Linked DNA regions of Homo sapiens: regions 2 and 3 are each linked to region 1. Evidence: chromatin contacts called from ENCODE Hi-C or POLR2A ChIA-PET data. All regions are on one chromosome and are shown on one strand. The core of a region is the stretch at or near the end of the contact, and the rest is flanking DNA. Distances in the headings are between cores, read along the strand shown.

What was found. A loop is a pair of places that touch in the nucleus more often than their neighbours do. ChIA-PET counts read pairs that join two places held with the same protein, here RNA polymerase II (POLR2A). Pooled maps may share reads with other maps.
Region 2: a loop to region 1 is called in a map with no recorded cell type, with 3 times the contacts of the local background. The contact joins the promoter of ASB13 here to the promoter of RBM17 in region 1. A Hi-C loop is called at or near these places in 1 of 37 single-sample maps with no recorded cell type.
Region 3: a loop to region 1 is called in a pooled map, with 8 times the contacts of the local background. The contact joins the enhancer-like site here to the promoter of RBM17 in region 1. A Hi-C loop is called at or near these places in 1 of 37 single-sample maps with no recorded cell type and 8 of 50 pooled maps. POLR2A ChIA-PET finds 5 or more read pairs at or near these places in 1 of 52 experiments (GM12878).

The regions. Positions count from the first base shown.
Region 1 is chr10:6,087,382-6,090,421 of GRCh38, forward strand. RBM17 (RNA binding motif protein 17) reads left to right here and starts at 1,653. Exons shown (of 12, transcript NM_032905.5): 1 at 1,653-1,812. RefSeq lists enhancers at 1,305-1,354, 2,311-3,040 and silencers at 1,515-1,954, 1,965-2,054, 2,325-2,384.
Region 2 is chr10:5,665,015-5,667,844 of GRCh38, forward strand. It overlaps ASB13 (ankyrin repeat and SOCS box containing 13), which reads right to left and starts at 1,581. Exons shown (of 6, transcript NM_024701.4): 1 at 1,495-1,581. The coding sequence starts at 1,537. RefSeq lists silencers at 1,165-1,214, 1,515-1,584.
Region 3 is chr10:5,628,721-5,631,435 of GRCh38, forward strand. The region is part of intron 1 of LOC107984199 (a long non-coding RNA gene); the gene reads right to left. Among named protein-coding and RNA genes, the nearest start is that of LINC02677, 12 kb to the left of the region's middle. Within about 2 kb of position 1,276, at least 9 of the 41 ENCODE cell types and tissues checked have a DNase peak (open chromatin) inside an H3K27ac peak, as active enhancers do.

The DNA.
Region 1 (3,040 bases), core at 403-2,902:
CCAAGTGTTATTTAAGCATTTAAAAATTTTCAAGGGGTAGGCATGTTTTATTTTCTGTTTTTTCATTAATTTCTACTTTTATTGAATTGCTGCAGATAATATTACCGATATGATTCTACTTATTGGACTATGTTAAGATTTTTCTCTGTGGTTTAAAATATGACTAATTGTTGTGAATATTCCTTAGACACTGGAAAAGATGTAATGTCTATTTAGGGGACAGTGTTTGATATATTAGATCTATCATAGGAATTGTATTTTTAGGTCTTCTCAATCCCCATTTACTTTTTGTACTCTTCGTCTGGCAAGGAGTGTGCCAATTATTTCTGTCTATTCACTCACTCCTACAGTGTTTGCTATGAATAATGAGATTATGTGATTTGGTGCAAAGATTTTCCTATTTTTCCTATTTTTTTCTTGATTGTGAATTGTGCTCCTCAAGATTATAAAATGTCCTTCTTAATCTTACTTAATGCTTTTTGCCCTGAAATCAACTTTGTAGTAAGCGGTTTGTGATTCCTGATTTTTTTAATTTTTTTGCATATTCCTGGTATATCTTTTCCAATCTTGTATTTTCAAACTCAGAATAACGTTAGCACTTTCTTGTATACAACACTGAGTTGCATGATGGTTTGTGCTCCTATCTGAGATTGTAGTTTTTTAGTAGGTAAGCTTAGGTCTATATTTCTTCTTGTGAGACATTTGGTCTTGTTCTGTCATATAGTTTGGTTACGCTTTCTGTTTTGTAACTTTTTAAAATATTTCCCTATATATATATTTTTTTTGCTGTGGTTTTGTGTGTGTGTGTGTGTGTGTGCATGCATGTATGTGTGGGTGCATGTATGTGTGGATTATTTGAAAGCTTTGTAGTTTTGTTCTGGGTTACCCTCAGAATCATACCATCCCATGACGTCCTTAATCCTCTATTTCTTTAGATTGTCTTTTGTCTCTCCACTGTATTTCTTTTTTCCCCCTTTTCCCGTTTTCTTAATGACTGGATTTTAATGGATTATAGTAACTTTCTTGGTATACTCCTTCGGACTAAGACGTCTGCTTAAATCTCTACTATTTGATTTATCGGCTTGAACTCTATTTGACACCCAATTAATTACAGATGTAAAAATCATATTTACCCGAAGTCCCACTTTCCCTTTCCCTCCCTGCTTCTGTCAGCGACGTCGTTTTTAAAGACCGAGGCTTTATAGCATTGACATTCTTTTCTGTACCCCTAATCGCGGCATCTGTTTCCATAATCTTACGCTTAACCTCGTGCTCCTTGCCATCCTTTTGCAGCATCTGGCCTATGCAGACTTATTTTCAACTTTTTGCTTATATAGGAGTGGCTTTGAATGAATGAGATCGAGGGGCCTGGAGGGACTTCCCCCACCTCCCCTATCAGAAAGCCCGGCCTCGGACCACTTCTCCTCCTCACCATCTGGGGGCGCTGCCGCGCTCCCCAAGCCTTGTGGAATTTCGAAAATGTGCGCCAGGGCGACACCTCTTGATGGTAAGAAGACGCCGGCGGAGGGGAGCGTGCAGTGCGGTCCTCCCGCGGGCAGGGGGCAGTGCGGCAAGGCGCCCTCGGCGCAGGCGCAGAGGCCGAAGCAGGCGCAGGCGCAGGCGGGGCGCAGGCGCGGGCGCGCTCTCCCGGCAGCCCGCGCTCCCTGACCCCGCGCCGCCGAGCGCCCTGAGGACTCAGCGAAGGGTGGGCGCCGCCGAGGCCTCCTGCCGCTGGCGGGTTTCCGCGGAGTGCCGCCCGGCTCCGCTCTGCCGCCGGCGCGGCTCATGGGCAGAGTCGGCCGGGCGGGCCGGGTAAGTGGCGCCCCGGCGGCCCCGGGTGGGTGGCCTGGCGGGACCTGAGGCGGGCGCGCCTTCCCGGGAGGCGCTAGACGCAAGCCCGCGGCTTTAGGCCCGTCGCGAGGGGCGGAGGCCGGGCCAGCGCAGCCGGAGCCTCCGAGGGTCTCAGTCCCCGCGGCGGGCGCTGGTCTCTCCACGCGGCTGCGGCCCGGTACCCTCCGCCCGCCGCCGCCTCTGGTGACCCTGGCCCTGACCTTCTCCCTCTTCCCTTCCTCCTCCTCCTCCTCATGTCTGCCTCGGGCTGTTTGGTGCTGAAGAGCGTTTCTTCTCCGTCTCGTGCACCGCATCCTGACGAAATTGTCTGGTCACCAGAACCGAGTAGCCCGTAGCGTGTCCCCCCTGGCCCTGCACGGTTGCCCCTCTCTGGGGCTCGGAGCCGGTTCCTCCCGGGGTCTCAGAACTGGGAGTGCAGACGTTGGCGTTTCTCAGACTCCGGAGCTGCCCGGGACAGGAATGCAGCCCTAACCCCGGCGTCGCCTCGGCTCGTGCAGTTTGAGCGGTGTTTCAGCGCTCACGTCCGACCCCAGGCAGTCTTTGAGCTTCGCCTCTTGCCCCGAGAATGTGTAATGATCGGAGAATGCAGGTGGAATGAGGTTCTGCCCCTGCTTGCAGGAGTTTGGTTTCTGGGAAAGCAGGCGTGAAAACCCAGGCCCGGGTTGATTTGAGAAACGCAAGTGGGGTCTGGAAGGACCTCTCTTGAGAGAGGAGGTCATGCTTATGTTGAGTCTTGAAGGTACGTTGTTAGATGTGAGAGGTGGGAAAAAGGCTGCCGGCGGAGGAAGTAAGTGCGAAAGTAGCAGAAGCGAAGCCCCGTAGTGCGTTCTGGAAGCTGCAGGTTAGGCAGAAAGAAAGGTTTGAGGAGGGGCTGCTGTGTTTCCAGGAGTAGTCAGGTCAGAACATGGAGGTTTCTTGAGAAGCAGTAAAGAAGCGCCATTGAGGGTCCTTATTTTGCTAGAGCCAGGCATATGGATGGGAAATAGGATATTCTAGATAAGGGCAAGATTCGCATATACTCAAATAGATGGGTAGATGTGCACTGGCTCCCCGCAGCAGATGGAGTTTTTAAAAGGATGCAACACAAGTTTCCACATTTTTAGTTGTAAAGGCTGCAGACATTTTGATCGTAATGACAGCTTTTAGGGAATATGGGGTAACAGTTTAGTGAGCTAAACGAGAGGGCTTT
Region 2 (2,830 bases), core at 331-2,830, 420 kb before region 1:
CTCGGCTAATTTTTGTATTTTTAGTAGAGACGGGGTTTCGCCATGTTGGCCAGGCTGGTCTCGAACTCCTGACTTCAAGTGATCCACCTGCCTCGGCCTCCCAAAGTGCTGGCATTACAGGCATGAGAGACTGCGCAACAGCCCAAAACCTAAATGTTTTGGTCGCGGTACACCACACATCCAGAATTTGAGGTCAGAATGTTAAAATTGTCTAAAGCTCCTACGGTTCGCCTCTGGTGCTGCTGGAATGGCAGTATTGTTTTGGATCCAACACATTCAGCTTATTCATTACACTGGGAATAAAAAACATCAGCAGAACTTATTTGGGGAGAAATATATTAAATAAAAAATGACAATGTCAAAAATACCAGTGAACCTCAAAAGTTGCGGATTCATTAGTTTAAAATGTGCCTTTCTTCTACAGATGCATTCCATAACAAACGATGCAGAAGACATGCTCAGAAGTGATGCCATGAACAGAAATATTAAAATATGTGTTTAAATAAGCTTCTGCCGTTAGCTATTCACTGCTTACTCAATTAAGCTAATCAAATGCAGATCACAGTGTCAGGGTCAAAGTCTTGTGCTTGCCTGGACTGGAATGCCAAGTAAAAACACATGCTTATTAGATACCTTTGATCATGTCAAAGGTGGTTATTTTGCAAAGTCAATTAAAATATCTTTGCCTTGCTATGACTGCAACTTCCTCTTCAGCTAAATTTACCCTTAAGACTTTTCCCTCTTAGGTGCACTACTGTTTTTACCAGGATGAATATGCTTTAGATTTTTTTTTTCTTTTTAGGCTTTCATAGTGCTTCCGTCGCTCATTTCAGTGACCATATTATTGCTTCATAGGCAGCAAAAAAATTTGCTTCCCCAAAGAGTGTCCTTCCCTCAAATCCATTTCATTCTTGGGCTGCTCGGATTTTGGTAAAGTAGGCTGCGAACTGGGATGGCACTTTTCGGAGTGTGCCGGGGTGCCCCAAGGCCACCTTCACTGGAGCGGAGTCGGGGTCACGCGGACGCCTCTGCAGGATGCTCGGACACTGCGCCACGGCCTCACCCGCGCCAGTGGAGGGGGGTTTAGCTCTTACCGTGGGCTCGCGCCTGGCTTCCCCGAGAGGGAGCACCGTGGGCGTTTCCCAGGCTCTCCCCCGCCACTGGGCAACGGCCCCGCACGCGTCCCGCACCTTCCCCAGGGCGCGCGGCGCTCGGTGGGTTTGCGGTTGCGAAACCCCACACCTGGCGAGCCGCACGGACTGCAACCCCGCAGTGCGCTGGCCTGGGACAAGGCACCAGACATGAGAGCCCGTCTGGGATGCGCGGCACCACTGGGACCCTGCTTTCACCGCGGCCCACCCCGCCAAACGCCCCCGCCCACGGAGCCAGCGCGGGGCGCGCCACCACCTCCCCGGCGCAGGCCATCGGATACGCGGCCGGCCTCAGGAGCCGGCGCCGCTGCCTCGCTCTGACCTCCGCGGCGCCCGCACGTACCCACGTCGCCCAGGAAGCAGCCGTCCGCCGCCCGGGGCTCCATGCGGCTCACCGGCGGCCGCGCGGCGACTCTGGGCGCCGGGACCTGGGCCGGGCCGCGCGGGGCCGCTGGGCGGGGCCAGTCTGCGCTGGGCCGCGCGTCGTCCCGAGGCGACCGAGCCGGGAGTTGTAGTTCCCGCCGCCTTGGCGAGGTTCCCGGAGGCGCTGTCCCTGGGTCCGGACTCCGCTGTCGCTGCCCACCCCGCTTCGCCCGTCGCGCCGAGGAGTGTGTGTGCTTGCATCTGCAAACCGTGCGTCCCGTGCACAGAATACGTCCGGTGCAAAACGTGTCCTGTGCACTTGTCCTATGTAAACGTGTGTGTCCGTGTGCAAAACATGCATCCTGTGCATATGTCCTGTGCAAAACATGCGTCCGTGTGTAAACTTGTATCCATTGTAAGCATGCTTCCCTGTGTCCCTTTGCAAAGCATGGATATGTGTTTCCATGTGCAAAACATGTGTCCTGTACAAAACATGCATCCTGTGCATGTGTCCTGTGCAAGCGTGTCCTGTGCAAGCGTGTGCAAAACATGTGTCCATGTATAAACATGTATGTATTGCAAATGTGTCCTGTGCAAGCATGTGTCTGTGTCCACGTGCAAAGCATGCGTCTAGCTTCCAGAGTTCACTTGCATTGTACAGATGCTGATGATGCTCCAGAGTACTCGAGTTCCCCCATGCTTTAACTTTCAAGAACCGCTTCCCACCAGAGCCGGTGTTCATAATCACTGTTTCTTTGATCTTTCAAGATAATAATTTCAAATCGTTCAAATCAATTTCTTAATGCCTTTTCTTTACGGGTGGTTTTTAATCCAATGTTCCCCTAAGCTGCTTAGCAAATGGAAGCTGGGGCACAACCTGGCAGAAATGAAAAACCTGTTTCCTGTTTCCGGAATAATACCCAGTCAACAATTGAGTAAGGGATTTTTATTTTATTTATTTATTTTTGCAAAGCAGCTTCCCAAGTTTAGAAGGTTTAACCTTGTGAAAGTTCACTGTAGCCCTGTCAGGAGATTCGTCACTCACCTGACCTGTACTGAACCTCCATGCAGAAGTTAGTTTGGGCTCAAAAGTAAAAGTATCAGGAATCATCCAGTCTGGAAATAGGTGAGGCCTGGCAGAGCAGCCAGTTTGATCTCTCACACTACAAAGCTTCTGGGATGACCCAGGTCTCCATCTGCAGTCCAGACCGAAGGCACTATACCTAGGGGACATTGAACCATATCTTTTGGAAAGCAGAGCCCCTGGAAATGTGGAGCCCCAGGCCTGGGAATGGAATTTCAAGCCATTTGCACTG
Region 3 (2,715 bases), core at 26-2,525, 460 kb before region 1:
GGAGGCAGCATCAGAATGCATGCTTGAGACGCACCACAGGATCTGCTTCCCCAAATCCTCAAACACACAGGACAGATGCCTCCTGGTCCCCATCATAACCCATCAATCACGCCCCAAAGCCGCCTGAGCCCTCACCTCCCGACTCTCCGAAAGCTGCCAACAATTACTGCTGAGCCAGCAATGCATAATAGTCTCCTTTCTGCCTTCCCGTCTCTTTCTGTCTTTTGTTCCCTGCCTGGAAATCTATATAGCATGAAAGGAGCTGTTGAGGTGTGTGTGGTTTTTTTTTTACCAAGAATCGGAAAATTTGAGTCATCTTTTTACAAAGTTAGACTGCGAAGGTTGTAGTCCTCTCTAAGGATTTAATAATGAAGTGAAGAGACCAGAGGTGACCAGAAACAAGTATGAGAGGAAACGAGAAGCCGTTATTCATGGATTTCCTGCAGTGTGCTCAGCACAGTACTACTCTAGGAGTTGGAGGATTTTTTTTTAAAGTGGTGGTGCTAGGGGCTGAGTGGTGCTACTTACTGTCTATTCTTCTGTTCTTCCTCAGTAAGAGAAACCTTATATTGCTTGGGATGGCACTGTGCCCAAAGTAAAACAAACACATCAAAAAAAAATACACAAGGCTTGCTTGGCTGGCAGACACTCCTTTTGCCAAGCTCTTTCCATTTTCTTCCTGCCTGGAAGATAGACATGATGACCAGAGCTGTAGCAGCCATCTTGGGACCATGAGGGTCCCATGGTCAAAAGATCAAAAAAACTGCAAAAGCTTTGGCTGTGGTATACATGAGGGCTGTCAAACTACAGCCCATGAGTCAAATCTGGCCCACTACTTGTTTTAGTAAATAGTTTTGTTGGAACACAGTCATGCTCATTTATTTGTCTGGAGCTAATTTTGCCCTGTCTATGACAAAGGGGAGTGGTTGTAACCGAGACCACTTGGCCCACAATGCTAAAAATATTGACTATCAGAAAAAAAAAATTATAAACCTCTGCTCTAAACCACAGGCAGTAACTGCCTATCTCCAGACTTATTATGTAAAAAAAAAAAAAAAAAAAAAAAAAAAAAAAAATCCTCTTGTGTTTGACATGAGGTTTCTTGTGTTTAACATAACGTTTCTGTTACTCACAGACTAATAGATATAATACTGTTTACACTCGAGGCACTCAGAGTTTACACAGCTGTGGAAGCAGAACATGGCAACGTTTAGAAAATTAAGAAAAAAGACACATTCCAAATCATCGCCAACCAGCAGAACATAGCCCTACACAACCCCAAGCAGCAATATTCACGGCGTCCTCTAGGTGGAGCTCTGCAGTGCACAGCCTGGGCAGCTGGAGGCAGCAGCCCTGTATCTCTGGCTTCATCCTGCAGCCAATTAATTCAACCAGTATATGGGGATTATCTCTGTGTCAGACACTGTGGAAAGTGAATACAACATGGCCCCTGGTCTTTAGAAGCTTATAGGATAAAAGAAATATACCAAGTAGCCGTATGGTATGGACTAACTTGTGTCCCTCACCCAAATTCATATGTGGACGCCCTACCCCTCAATGTGACTGTATTTGGAGTTGGGGCCTTCGAGGGTGTAATTAAGGTTACATGAGGTCATAAGACTGAGGCCCTAAACCAAATAGGTCTGGTTCCTTATAAGAAGAGGAAGAGACACCCAGGATGCGCACACGCGGAGGAGAGACCGCGTGAAGACACCATGAGAAAGAAGGTGGTTTGTACATCAAGGAGAGAGGCCTCAGGGGAAACCAAACCTGCTGACAGTTTGATCTTGGATTTCCAGCCTCTAGAACTTGGGGAAAATGTATTTCTATTGTTTAAGGCCCCCAATCTGTGGTCTTTTGTTATGGCAGCCATAGCCAAGTAACACACAATTTAAATAGACCACATGGTGGCTCGAGGTCAGTGCTCCAGAGATTCAAATGTCACATAGCAAATAGCATCATTCCAAGGCCTGGAGGATAAAGACATGACAGCCCCTGTGTCCGCTGAGACAACCAACCATTGCTGCTCCACACACCTTCAGCAAGCACTGCTCAGGCTGGGGCACCTGATGCTGAGATCTCCCTTGATAGGTGTTCTATTTGAAGAGAAAAGATTGTGTCCCAGCTATTGAACGCCCACCCAGGCTTCATCCACCTGGGCACCCAGTCCGGTCCAGTCCATCTCTGCACTGGCAGGCACGGCCTGGCTTTCACATTCCTCTCTCACCGCCTCTCCCAACTCCATATCTGGCCTCCAGCTCTGCCAGCTGCCTGTTTACACCACACGCCACAATCTGATCAATTTTCCAGAACATGTGTGTTTCGGTTCATATCATTCCTTGACTGGAGATACAGAGCTCAGATTCCCTTTCTCCATGATGCATTTTTTAAAAACAACGAATTCTCAAGCACTGTTTTCCTCTTGTGTGGCATTCACTCCATTCTGGCTTCTGTTGAGACGATGTTGATAAAGCTGATGCATCTTTTATCCTCTCCTAAATGGGAGGGTCTTAAAGGGAAGCCAAGATCTTTGCATTTCCCTTCCCGAGACTCAGTTCAGAGCCATGTATTAGACATTCAACACGTGCCCATTAAATAATAGATCAATGATAGATCAATAGATGGATGATAGCTCAAGAGACAGATATATTGATTGATTGATGATAGATATATAAACAGATGATCAATGATAGATCAATAGATAATAAACAGATA